Regions from separate parts of the Mus musculus genome. Here region 2 is linked to region 1. The links are chromatin loops, found by intact Hi-C in ENCODE. Cell type or tissue: left cerebral cortex. All regions are shown on one strand. Each heading gives the region's core, and the rest is flanking DNA. Links, peaks and the distances in the headings are about the cores only.

Region 1 (8,318 bases), core at 1,722-6,721:
GTGCCAATTCAGAAAGTCTAGCAAAAATGACGTCCCTCCCCTTGCCTCAGTGTTTCCTTTCGTCTCTGTGACATCGTTTCATGAAATGCCCTCAAGGTCCCTGAAAGGACTGCTCTCAAGAACTCTCTCTGCAGGATTTCTTATTGTGTGTGTGTCAGATCTTTCTCTTCTGTGTTTATTTACTAAGGGATTTCAGCTTCTTTACGGAAAGGTATGTTGGTAAACTTTACAGTCGCCTTGCCTAAACTGGTAATGCTGGCATACAACTGTAATCCCTGAACTTTGGGAGGATGAAATGGGTTGTCATGAGTTCAAGGACAGTTAGGGCTAGAGAGAAAGACCCTCTCAGAAACTAACTGAACCCATGAGATCGCTCAACACTTGCCGTACACTCCTGCTGACCTAAGCTTGAGCTCTGGGAAGAGTTCTGCAATCCCAGTGCTTTTACAGTGAGGTGAGAGGCAGGCAGAGGCAGGAGAATCTCTTTCAAGTTTTTAGACCAGCTAATGTGAAGTAGAGTGTTTGCAGAGTGGCAGGTCTCAAGAAAGACCCTGAGTCAGTAAGGCTGGAGGCAGGAAATGTTTCCTTAAAGGTCCTCTGACTTTTCCATATATGCTGTGCATGTCACACACACATACATGCACACACACAACACCACCACCACCTCTAATAATAATAATAATAATAATAATAATAATAATAATAACAACAGTAACAACAACGATAACAGCGAACAACAACAATGTAAAACAACAAACAAACAAAACAAAAAACCCCATTCATCTTAGTAGGGAAAGTTTTGATAAATTGACTTATAGTTTTACTACACTATCATAAGAATTATGTAAAAACAATGTTTAGTTCCAGTCTAACCCTAACTTTAATATCATGGTTCTCAATCAGGGTTTTTTGTTTGTTTGCATTTTCATTTTCATGGCAATATCTGAAGACACACTTGTCATGACCAGGCACATGCTGGCCTCTAGTGGTTTATAGTGATTGATTGTATGGTTCTTCCTCTCTCAGGACAGCAAACAGCCCTCACAACAAAGCCTTCTCCAGACAGAATGCCAGTGTGTGAGGATAGGAGACACTGACTTCAGTCCTGATCTGACTGGGCACATGTTTGTAGCTATCCAGCACATCCCTAGGACAAACTCATTTTATGACATACACTGTACGTTTACTAATAATGTGCTCCTTGCTCTGAGCTGGGCACGCAATTCGTGACTTTCCTATAGTTCTGGCTTGCTTTCTTAAAAATGTGGCTTAAATGTAGGAGGCCTGATGTCAGCAGCAGATCTATTTGGTTTTGCCTAAAAAGTTGACACTAATCAGGGTTCTTGGTATTACAAAGAGACTAAAGAATATTTGAATCAGAAGGTTTTAGCTAGTTGCTTTTCTGCACATTCCCCGGAGATGACAGCATTTTATGGGATAGAAGAGGGTCTCCTTCCTTATCTCTAGAAGCCAGTACTTAGGATGCTAATGAGTTTAGTAGGAACTGAATTCTAAAATGGGATTCTAGGAGTCAAGTGACTAAGAAAGGAAAGCCAGAGTACCAATGCAACAATGGGCCCTGACAATGTCAATAGCTAGAGGGGTGTGGCACAACTTGACATTAAAATAAATAACTTCAAAGCTTCATTTGATGTCAGGAAAACACGTGCAATGCCGGGTTGCTTCAAAGGCGGCTCCTAGCTCTGCCTTCTCTTCCTTTAGAGCTCGATGTGTATCAGATCACATAACTGTGTCTGCGCCTGCATCTCCAGCTACCTACCACAGACTCCTTTAAAAATTATCTCAAAGGTGACAAAACGTGAGGAATAGAATATCTTGGGAATAGAAAGACTGTACGGGCAAGTATGTAAACAACTTCCTAACTATGGCTCTTCTGATGGACATTAACCAAGCTGAACTCAGGAGGGGCTTGAAGAGTCAGTCCAGCATCTAGCTGGAAACCTTCAGTCCTGAAAGCCCTTTTTGAGGCCACCATAGGTCACTCAATGTCTCCACCTGTTTCCTGTGAGATAAAATGAGTATCAGTTATCCGGCTGTAAGGAAGTAAGGATAAAGTGGTCACCAGTGGACTCCAGGGTACATGATAAACAGCCAGTTGCGCAGACATCCGTGTTTACGCTCTGACTGCCCCGCCCTCTTATGTGGGGCCTCTCCGGTCCCCTGTACTCCTCTGCAACCATGGGGATGACCGAAGATCGCTCGCTGACTGATAGAACTGTGTTCTTGGTCCTTACCAATGACAATGGCATATAAGTGTGATATCACGAGAGGCTTTTATTTTTTTAGAGTTAGGGAAGCAAAAGTTCCAGGGATGTGTCTGATGAGGAGGTCTTAGGACAGGGCCGTCCTTTGGAGACTTTAAACTGGAGACGAAGCATCAACAGACATTGCTAAGTAAGCCTGGGCTTTGTGCTGCTGGCAGGAGCTCCTTCCCATGTTGCTGATGACACAGAACCTTATTTTAACGAGTATTTAAATGTGAATAAAAAGCTTTTGGGGGTGAAGATTTACAGAACAGGTAGACCCCTTAGTCATTTATGTATTTATTTATGCATTTATGTATTTACGTATTTATTTACAATCCAGCTGTTGCTCCCCTACCTGGTCCCGTCCTCACACAGCTCCTTATTCCATCCCTCCCTCCCATCTCTGAGAGAGTGCTCCCCCACCACAAGGCCTCTCCCTTCCTTGAGCCTCAAGTCTCTCTAGGATTAGGCACATCTTCTCCTACTGAGGCCAGACCAGGCAGTCTTCTGCTAGATACGTGTCGGGGGCCTTGGAACAGCTTGTGTTTGCTGCCTACTTGGTGGCTTAGTGTCTGAAAGCTTCCAGAGGTCCAGGTTCATTCTTAAACATTATTCTAGAAGCGAACATTGGCTCAGCATCAGTATCCTAACTTAATTTAAGTATCACCTATCTAGGCATGCCTATTTGATTTTAACACCTTTTTTTCCCCCAGAAAGAGAACTGCCCGACATCTAAAGAAGCTTGAGTCTTTCTAGGGGATTAGAGAGATGGCTCAGTGATTGAGAGGGCTGCTTGCTTCCGCAAAAGATCTAAGTTCAGGTCCCAGCACCTATGTCAAGTGGCTCACAGCATTGGTAACTCCAGGTCCAGGGGGTCTAATACTCTCTCTGGCCTCTGAAGGCACTTGTATGCATGTGCACATGCACACACACACACAGACATACACACAAACACAATGCACATACATGCACACAAGCATTCATGTAAACACACAAATAATAATATTTTTAGAAATGGTTTTCTAACATTAGAAACAGGAATAAGGGCTTACATCTCTACTAGGACCGAGAAGTGAGAGGTTACAACGGTAGGACTCAGGCTGACTAAATGAAGAACAGTGACTCTCCATAGAAAGGCAACAGCTCCAGGAGAAAGGTCAACAACTCAGTCCTTGACCACTTCCTTCCTGGAGCCTTTCTGACCTATTCCAGCTCCGCCCACTCCCGATGTTCAGACTATTTCCTGTAAGATCTTATTGCAAGGCACTCTAGTCAGTGAGTCAGGCCCAAAGCCACCTCTGCTACTTACACACCTGGACCATTGGCAGCTGCCTGACTCTCTTTGTGTCTGACTCCTCATCTGCAAAGCAGAGATGATACCACACTATGAGGACTACCCGTGTTAACACATCCCAGAATGGCACACTCTACACCTTCATCAATAAGCATAGCTGTACTTTGGATGCTTTTGGAAGGCACTGATGTTCCAATATGCAAATCTTGATGTTAGTTGAAAGACTCCTCGAAAGCAGGGACAAACTTTATCCCCCCAGGAATAGCACAGTGTCTGACTCATCAAACGTATCCTAGAGGCTCAGACAGGACATCATTCATTTTTGTTCCTTTTTTTTTTTCTTTTCTTCGTTCCTTCCCTCCTCCTGTGGTGGTTTGAATAGGAATGACCTACATAGAATCACATGTCTGAGTGTTTAGCCATAAGGAGTGGCACTGTTTGGAGGTGTGGCCTTATCAGAGTAGGTGTGGCTTTTTTGGAGAAAGTGTGTCACTGTGGGGATGGGCTTTAAAGTCTATTTTGCTCAGCACCATGTCTGCCTGCACAACAACATGCTTCCCACCATGATGATAATGGACTAAATCTCTGAACTGTAAGCCAGCCCCAGTTAAATTTGTTTTTATTTATAAGGGTTGCTATGGCATTGCTTCACAGCAGTAGAAACCCTAACTAGGACACCTCCCTTCTTTTGTGCATGTGTGGTATATGTATGTGGTATATATATTTTTTTGTATGTACAGGTATGAATGCACTCTCTTGCATCAATGAGTGCGGAGAACAAGGACAATGTCAGATTCTTCCTCAAATACTTTTCTTATTAAAACAGAAGTTCACTTTCTAGGCTAGGCTGGCCATTTATCAAAGCCAAATGTCTTTGTGGCTATAGCAATCCTGTCCATGGTATTTCTGAACCTGTATTAGGAGGATGGCAAGTGTATTCATTAACTGTCAAAAGACAGCATGGGCTCATTTCATCAGTCAGGGTTCTGCCTATGGGCACAGACTCTGAACTAAAGATTCAAATCTATGGAAAATTAATGACTCTAAGGGGACACACAAAACATGATATTCTTTGATTCTATGGTCTATCTAAAATAGAATGGAGTGAAAAATTGGACATAATAGATTCAGACAATCCTTCCTAAGGGCTCTGTTCCAAATCCTTAGGTATTTTCCACTTTTTAAAAAGTGAGTGGAATAATTATAAGGGTGAAAAAATTCAGTGAATGTTCAACCTCAGGTCACTTGAGTGGCTTGAATTATCATCCTTCAAGCAGGTATCAGATTTTAATTAATTTTAAACCTACTTCTACAAAGGTCATTGGGACTGTAGTTAAAGTGTTGCCATATGAATGCTGTGATTGTTTTCTTAATTATATTATACTGTACATTCTTAGTCTTGAGGAGAAGGCCAGATGCATGGAAAACAGTGGTCCAGGGTTGGTCATCTGTCCTAGCATTGTTTTGGGTTACTGTCCTGTAGTCAGGGAGTCTGGCTCATAAACATTCCAGCTAAAACTATAACCATCATGTGGACCATCAGGGTGTCTGTCCCTGTTGTACTTAATCCCGATCTTTCTCAAATGCCTTAACATGTTCGAGTCCTACTGTTATAGAGATAAAAATTATTCTCTTTACTCCTTGTGTGGAGTAGATGGTGTTAAATGGAGAAGATTTGGGGTTGCCATCTCATATGAGTAATACTATGCCTCTGTTTGGAGTTATCTTTCTATGATGTGGACCCGGTCACCCCGGAATTTACAAGAACCAATGAATTGCTGCTAGAACAAAAATCTCATAATGTCTGACCCAGCTGTGGTATTATGATATGTGGCATTATGATAAAAATATCTTTTACATTGTAAGAGACTGAGACTTTGTATAGACTTCATAGTGTAATTTACTGGATGTACCTTTAAGAGAGCTGAAAGTAGTCTCTATATTCCAGTTCCTTATGACTCAGTGTTAGTAGTACTTTTTTTCTGGAAGTGTTGGTTAATACACACTGGCTACATGGGTCAGATCTTCTGGAATTTTAGTTGCACCACTGAACTTGCTATTTGGATGTCATGAACAGCTCATTTTAATGGAGTGAAATTGTTTGATACCAATTTTGGTACAAAAGAGTGGGGGTGTCCTGTAACAGGACTTAAAATGTGGAAGAGGTTTTGGGCTTTGGTAATGGGCAAAAGCCAGAAGTATTTTTGAAACATTGTATATCTGTTTGACAATGGTGACAGAATTGTGGACTTTAACTACAGAGCTGGAGAAGGTTCCGAAGGAAGCTAGGAGTCGCATCTGTCTATAGTTGATTTAGATGAAGAGATCTGGGACTTAGAGCTGATAACATTCAGATGACAGTTTTGGACCCAAGTTTGGTGCTGGAATGGTGTGAATACATTTAGTACTAGGGAAGGACACTGGCTGTGTTTCCAGCCCAGGACAAGTGTTAGGAAGCAGAGAGCTGAGCTTGCTTTTTGAGCCCACTCTTCCTGTACTTGTTTACGGTATTGGGAGTTGAACCCAAGACCTTGTTCATGCTAGGAAGTTGCTGTTCCACTGAGCTATAACACCACACCTTTTTGTACTTTCTAGTTTTGAGAGAGGATTTAAGTAAATCACCTAGGCTAGGCTAGGCTAGCCTTGAACTTGAGATCCTCCTGACTTGACTTCCTAGGCAGCTGAGATTAGTGATTGTTGCCAGGCTTGGCTAAAGGGAAGACCAAGATGAGTGCCCTTATGCAAACCCTAAGTCATGGAGAAGAAACTAAGTTAGACACACAGAGCAAAATGACCACCATGTGTAGACTGATGTAGAGACAGGAATGACATGTCTACAAGTGAAAGAACATGAAAGACTGCCAGGAAACAGAAACAGGAAGCCTTGGTACTCAGAGGCCACATAACTCTATGTCTTTGGACTTTGAATCTTTAATACTATCATAAAATAATTTATGCTACTTAATCCAACTGATTTTTGGTACTCAACTATAGACAGTTAGGGAATGGACATAGACTTAATACCTATAATTGAAATTTTTAATGATTTGCACAAAATATGATTATCTTTACAACAATAAATGCAAAAGCTGTTCAGTGGTAAAGAGCTTGCCTAGCATGTGTGAGGCCCCATGTTCAATCCCCAGCATGCCCCCCCAAATGTCCCAATTTTCCTATTCCTATACTTTCATCATTGCTGAATAGAAATAGAACAGATGCATCTTTATTTATATATGTGGTGAAAAGTTTCATTTGTTTTTGAGCTACCCATAAATATCCTCAATTAGGTAATGCACATTGGCTGAACCCCATATGGTTGTTTGAGAGCTTAGATGTTTTTACAGAAGACTGAAGAGCAAGTCTTAATGACTGCTTACTGTACGAAAGGCAAAGGGGCTAAGGAGTTGACTGACTCAAGTGCCAAATAAAAACTTGCAAACTTCTTTATAGTCATTGCTCTATTTACACAGATTTCACACCTGAGATAGCAATATGTATTGCTAATGCTTTTCTTGATCATTCCTGGGAGATCTGTGTACCCTGAGAATGAAGATATCTCTGGTGTGGGCTGCTGATGCTGGATGTCTTTTCAGGTTTATACTTTCAGCCACTGGAGGAGCCTGAATGCTCATAGCGTCCTTGGCATTCAGAGACTCTCTGGGGAAGAAAATATGAGTGAGCAAAAGGGAGGGAAGGAGAGAGGGAGGGAGGGAGGGAGGAAGGGAGGGAGGGAGGAAGGGAGGGAAGAAGACAGGCAAGCAGGGAGGAAGGAAGGAAGGAAGGAAGGAAGGAAGGAAGGAAGGAAGGAAGGAAGGAAGGAAGGAAGGAAAGAAGCAAGCAAGGAAGGAGGTAGAGGAAGAAGGAAGAATGGAAAGGAAGAAGGAAAGAAGGCTGGGAGGCAGGCAGCCATCCATCAGGTAGTTAAGGTGGGCTTGCTCTTACTCACTCCTCCACTTGTATCCTGTCTCCCTCATCACAATCAGAACGGTGACATGGCCTGGTCAGAACCAAGAATTTGACACACAATAACATCTTGCTCAAATGCTAAGTATGAGTAAGTTGTATAGAGTTTTCCCAATATAAAACTTATCTTTTCACAACTGGCATTATCATTACAGAAAATGTGCTTTGAAGAAGGGAGAGGGGTAGAAGTTAGCTCAGTGTGTAGAACCTGTATGTATCCCTGGGCTTAAGTTCAAGGACTTCTTCCATTTTTTTTTTTTAAGCAGCCCATGTCTGTTGCTCAGCTTTTTGTCACTGGGTAATCATCTGGTAAAGGGGAAAGGTTGTTCTGGTTCACAGTTTGATTGGCATGCTGCCTAGGGCCTGGGTTGAGGCAGAACATCATGGTGGACATACATAGCAGAACAAAACCACTCACCCAAGGGTGGAAAGTGAAAGAGTACGAGAAAAGGCCTAGGGTCCCACAAACTCCTTCAAAGCTGCTCCCTTAGAGACCTCCTATCAGGGCCATATTCTCTTTTAAAAAATAAAAATAACTGATGAAAGTCATGATATTCAGTTCAGGCTGACCTTGAACATGTGATGTTCCTGCCTCACTCTGCTCAGTGCAGATGAGAGGTAATTACTCCCTTCCTGGACTAGGCTTCTCACTTCTTAAAGATTCTCCAATCTTCCAACAGCAACACTGGCTGAAGATGAGGCCTTTCTACAAGGGCTTTTGGGAGACTCTCAAGATCTAAGCTACATCATTGGTTTTCTTCTAGAATCTTCTCTTGGCAAAGGAATTGTTTTAG
Region 2 (5,000 bases), core at 1-5,000, 180 kb before region 1:
CTCAGTGGTTAAGGTCCAGTACCGCTTCTCCAAAGGACCTGGGTTTGGTTCCCAGCATCACTGCCTGTAACTCCAGCTCCAGGGGATCTAATGGCATCTTCTGGCCTCTGCGAACCCCCAAACACATATATCATACACTCACATTCATACAAACACATACATAAAAATCCACCAGGGTGGAAAGGTGGCTCAGTGGTTAAGTTTACACTGTTCTTTCAGAGGACCTGAGTTCAGTTCCCAGCACCTACATGAGGCAGCTCACAACTGCCTGTAAACTTGTTTTCGCATAGGTTTAAATGTACAGTGAAGATGCTCTGTTGTCCCTTTTCATCAGTCACCTGATTTCTACCAAAGGTGTCAACCATGCATAGCTAGGTCTCAAGTCCTTTTTAAAGATTGTCTCTAAATAAGTTAGGGAACAATGTTAAGTGAGCGTTCCACCCTCGAACTCAACAGTCAGCTCAGACTGGCCTTGAACTCACAATTCTCCCAGTGCCAGGATTACAGAGATGTCTGCGTCTTTGAGACCATCTTCCTGTTTAAATCCAAATGAATTCTTAAAAGCAATATATCAAATATACATCAGTTTGTACGAAGTGTATTAGCTTGTTAGGCCCAACGAAAGGAAAGCCCTGGTTCTGTAGGGATTTGCTGAAGATCAGTCTGACTAAGAGAACCATGTTTGCACTGTGATTCGGTTCTCTAGAGTCTGATACAGCATATTTCTTGTCCCTTACTGTCTAGTTCCTCTTCCATGAATCATATCAATTAGTCACTAGTCCTTTCCCTTTCACACTGAGAAGGGCCTCAGTCCTGAAAATGAGAGGACAGAGACCTTTGTATGCAAGATTTTTGCTTATGAAGACTCAAAAAAAAAAAAAAGTTGAAGATGCAACTGGACATATAGCACAATACAGTCAAGGACACATTGGGCAATCAAGACATTGGCTGGATCTAGGAAGACAACACATGTGTTCTGTTCCTGCAGCTAGGAGCTGACTGGACCCACAACAGCTTGTGAGATTTCCTAGATGTTTTTACAAAGAAAGGTATGGTGTAAAGCTGAGGCAGGAGGCGCTAGAGTTTAAGGCTAGTCTATACTACATAATGAACATATCAAATAAATGAGTAAGTAAATAAAAGTTCACCAAACAATGCAAAGTTTCTGCATTGAAAAATTGCTTTGATTAGTTTTACTAGCTTAGTGGAAACTAGACTGTGCAAATCTGACACCCTTGGGTGTCTGAGAGAAGAGTCTCATTCCTTTGGTAAGGGACCTGCCTTGGTTCATGAATAACAGTGTGTAATTTCTCATCTTGGCTTACAGAATGGGATCCACTCTTGTGTGCATGTCCCCTGCTGTGCTGGCAGCAGCTAACTGTTAACTTGGGGTCTAATGAACAATTAAAAGCTTTGAAAAAAAAAAAAAACAACTAACAACAACAAAACCAACTCAGCTTCCTAAATCTTAGTATGACACCCTCACTAATTTTTCAACTGCGTTTCACAGTTGAGCCATTTGTCTGAACACTTTATTTATAGGTTGACAATTCTTGGTAGCCTCAGGCAGCTTAGAGTGTCTTTTGTAACAGCAGGGACCCACCTCCTCCTTCAGCAAGCTGTTCTACTTGGAGGGCTTGTGGGAAGGGATGGGGAGCCCGTGTGTTTGGGCTTATGGACTCTGCAGGCTGTCTGGATTCTCTGTGGGAGACCGGTGCCTCTTGCCTGCTCCTTCCTTCCCATGAGGGGGTACATGAGCTTGCTAGGCAGATACTATTGAGCCCAAGGTATCGTGTTTAGAATTTTGCTGGGCAGGTATTATTGAGTCTGAAGATACTGCCTTTAGAGTTTTCCTGAAGTCCAGCCTATGAGGGCAAGAACTCCAAGCAACCACTCCTGATATTTACAGAGAAGACACAGTACAGAAAGGAAGGAGCTGTCGCTGGGACACAGATCGGTCCGTTACCCTATCTGCGTAGTTCCTTGGCCTGTGGGCACAGGTCTGCCATGCAGTGTCTGTGTGATCCTTGAAGTTTCCACATATGCTCGTTTGCTTCTGGTTATTCCAAGTTGGTTGTCTTTTGATCAGTTCTCCCACCCCTATAGGCAGGCCAAGTAAAAACCAATTCAATGACTCCTCTCTCAAGCCCATCGGAGAGAATGGGGATTTCCTAGAGTTTCATTTTTTTCCTATTGCTTCCCAGACACTGCAGGTCCTACTTCCTGTTGTCTTCTATAGAAGCTTCCCTCACCCCCATAGCTCAACAGTCATGTGACCTGCCCTTTCTCTCAATGCTCTCACCTGGATTAGTTTATCTTTTTTTAAAAGATCTATTTGTTTATTTATTTATTTGTTTGTTTATTTAATGTATATGGGTACACTGTAGCTGTACCGATGGTTGTGAGCCATCATGTGATTGCTAGGAATGAAGGTTGCTCGCTCCGGTCTGTCCCACTCACCCTGGTCAGAAGATTTATTTATTATTATATCTAAGTACACTGTAGCTGTCTTCAGATGCACCAGAAGAGGGCGTCAGATCTCATTACTGATGGTTGTGAGCCACCATGTGGTTGCTGGGATTTGAACTCAGGACCTCAGGAAGAGCAGTCAGTGCTCTTAACCACTGAGCCACCTTGCCAGCTCCTGGATTAATTTATCTTTACCATCTTTTATATGTGTCACTAACTACCCAACCCAGACTATGAATGGTCTGAGCTCCCTGAGCATAGAGATATCCGATTACTAAAACATGACCTCACTTGCAGGTATTAAAAATATTTATTAAAAGCTTAGGAAACCTCTACCTATGTGAGGCCCAGTGTCCACAACAACACTCTAGGTGGGGTTCATGACTCATCAAATAACTATGCTTTAGACTTACAGTTTTGTCAACTGATGACAGTTATGGGGAAATGGAAACTTGAGAAGCAGCTGAACTTTGAGAGGAGGCCGCCTTGACATTTGTAAGTAACCAGAGCCCAGTTCAAAGTGCTCAGAACTGAACTGAAGCAATGCATAGTCTCCTGGAGGGTCCAATTAACCAAGGGTCTTCCATTTAGTACACATTTGTTGGAATCCTCCTGCGTAGCAGAATCCATGGTGTGCTCAGGTGAAAAAAAAAATGTACAGGAGACACTCACCCCAGATGTGGGAAGCACTGTCTTATAGACTGAGACCCTAGACCAGATGCTGAAACAGAAAGCAATCTGAGAGTCAGGGACCATCTCTCTACTTCCTGACTGTAGATGAGGTGTGACCTGCCTCGCATTCCGCAGCTGTGACTTCCCTGCTGGGATAGACGGGCCCTCAAACCTCGAGCCAGAATAAACCCTTCCTTCCTTAAGGTGCTATTTTAGGTTTTTGTTTTGTTTTAATTCAAAACAATGAGAACATGGTATGTTTAGAGAGTCCTTTATAAGAGAATCCCCTAGTCTGTGGGCAGAAACAGGAAAGAGCAGTTTACCTTAGGAGATTTTAGTAGCCAAGGAAACAGTAAACCGCCAGGACTCGAAATAGGAATTTCAGAAAGTACTCAGTCCAGGAAGATGTCTCAACCAGGAGCTCATGGGAGGAACCGTGTGTTCAGCAGGCATGAGTGTCAAGACCCGAGCCAGAGGTGAGATAGCGTTAGGAAGAATTATCTGCCAAGCCTGAAGAAGCCCAGCACTGTCTGACTCAGAAGAGCCGGTGCCAGCAACAAGGAGAGGGAAGGAGCAAGCAGAGACAGGCGAAGCAAAGGAAGAAACGTTGCCACATGGCCACGACGCAGCCCAGGGAGGAAATGCTCGTGCAGGAGGAAGTCTCCTGTGCAAACTCGAGATGTGGTGGCCTACAGCTGGAATCCCAGCGTATGGCTTGGGAAGACCGATGGGAGGGTGCAGAGGTGAGAGGAATGTTTAAGCTCAGAAGTTTGAGACCAGCCTACAGCATAGTGAAACTCCATCTGTATAGGAAACCAAAGCCAACAGTCAGGCTCCAAAGATACGGCTCAGTGGTGAAGAGTGTGTACTGGTCTTCAAAGGTCTCGGCTTCAACTCTGAGCATCCGCAACAGATGCACCCAATGCTTGTAACTCAGATGCACAAACTGCCTGTAACTCCAGCCTTAAGGGTATTACCTTCTTCTGGTCTCCACAAAGTGCTCTCTCCCATGTACGCATCCACCACTCCCGCCATATGTATATACAAATACATTAAAATAAATCTGAAAAAAAAATCAGGTGTGAGCAAGGTAAACGGGGGTGGGAAGGAGGGGAAGGGAGGTTGTTGGCCTGCAGTCCATACCCCAGGGCCTGCATGGCGGAAGCATCCAGGTTTGTTGCCCCGGCTCCCATGGGGGGTCTGCCTTTGTCAAGCTTCACAGGAGCAAGTTTTACGCACTCGCGAGTACATGCTATGCAAGAAGCTGAGTTATGTCTTTGCTCCCTCTCACATCTACCCAGGCGAAATGGTTTTCAGAGTCAGTTGAGCTAGCACATCCATTATCTCACAGAGGCTAGAGCATGGTAGAAGGACCTATTGTCTGTCCCCTTAGCAAATGTTCTGTGTTGTCTTGGTCTGCTTTCTGACACTGTAACAAAATGTTTAAAGCTTGGGAATTTACTAAGAAAAGAGGTTCAGATCACTTTGTGGTGGTGGAGGCTGGGAAGTTCGATGTCAGAGGCTCGGCATCCACGGGGCTTCCGGTAAGAAGGGCCTTCCTCTTATGTCAGCAGTATGACACAGCAGAAAGCTTTGCACAAGGGTGACACAGCAAACATATTGGGTAGTGTTACACAAGTCACTCCTCCAATGATCCATTGACCCACAAACATGCTAATCCATTTAGGAGGGCAGACCTGATCAATCTGAGCAAATGCCCCCCATCTCCAGAAAGAACTAACATGAATTTGGGTGGTGAGGTTTCTCACACATGAAACATAAAGGTGAGTTGAGGTGATAATGTCAGTGCTAGAGTCCTTCCCTAACGTGCTCTGAGCTTGAATCACCGCAGAACAAGT

What was found. A loop is a pair of places that touch in the nucleus more often than their neighbours do. Peaks named below come from ENCODE experiments on the same cell type or tissue, not always from the same donor. Only the 100,000 strongest peaks of a DNase experiment are listed, where the experiment ranks them.
Region 2: it touches region 1 in a loop (4-fold over the local background); 40 of 42 quality-filtered maps call a loop at or near these places.

Annotation. Positions count from the first base shown.
Region 1 is chr1:82,972,459-82,980,776 of GRCm38, forward strand. No RefSeq gene overlaps it. Among named protein-coding and RNA genes, the nearest start is that of Slc19a3, 62 kb to the right of the region's middle. In left cerebral cortex, for the core only: no CTCF peak of the experiment used is centred there; a DNase peak (open chromatin) is centred at 3,768; H3K27ac peaks cover 793 bases.
Region 2 is chr1:82,792,559-82,797,558 of GRCm38, forward strand. No RefSeq gene overlaps it. Among named protein-coding and RNA genes, the nearest start is that of Gm34286, 14 kb to the right of the region's middle. In left cerebral cortex, for the core only: CTCF peaks have their summits at 1,062 and 2,527 (motif pointing right); DNase peaks (open chromatin) are centred at 1,100, 1,623 and 3,653; H3K27ac peaks cover 278 bases.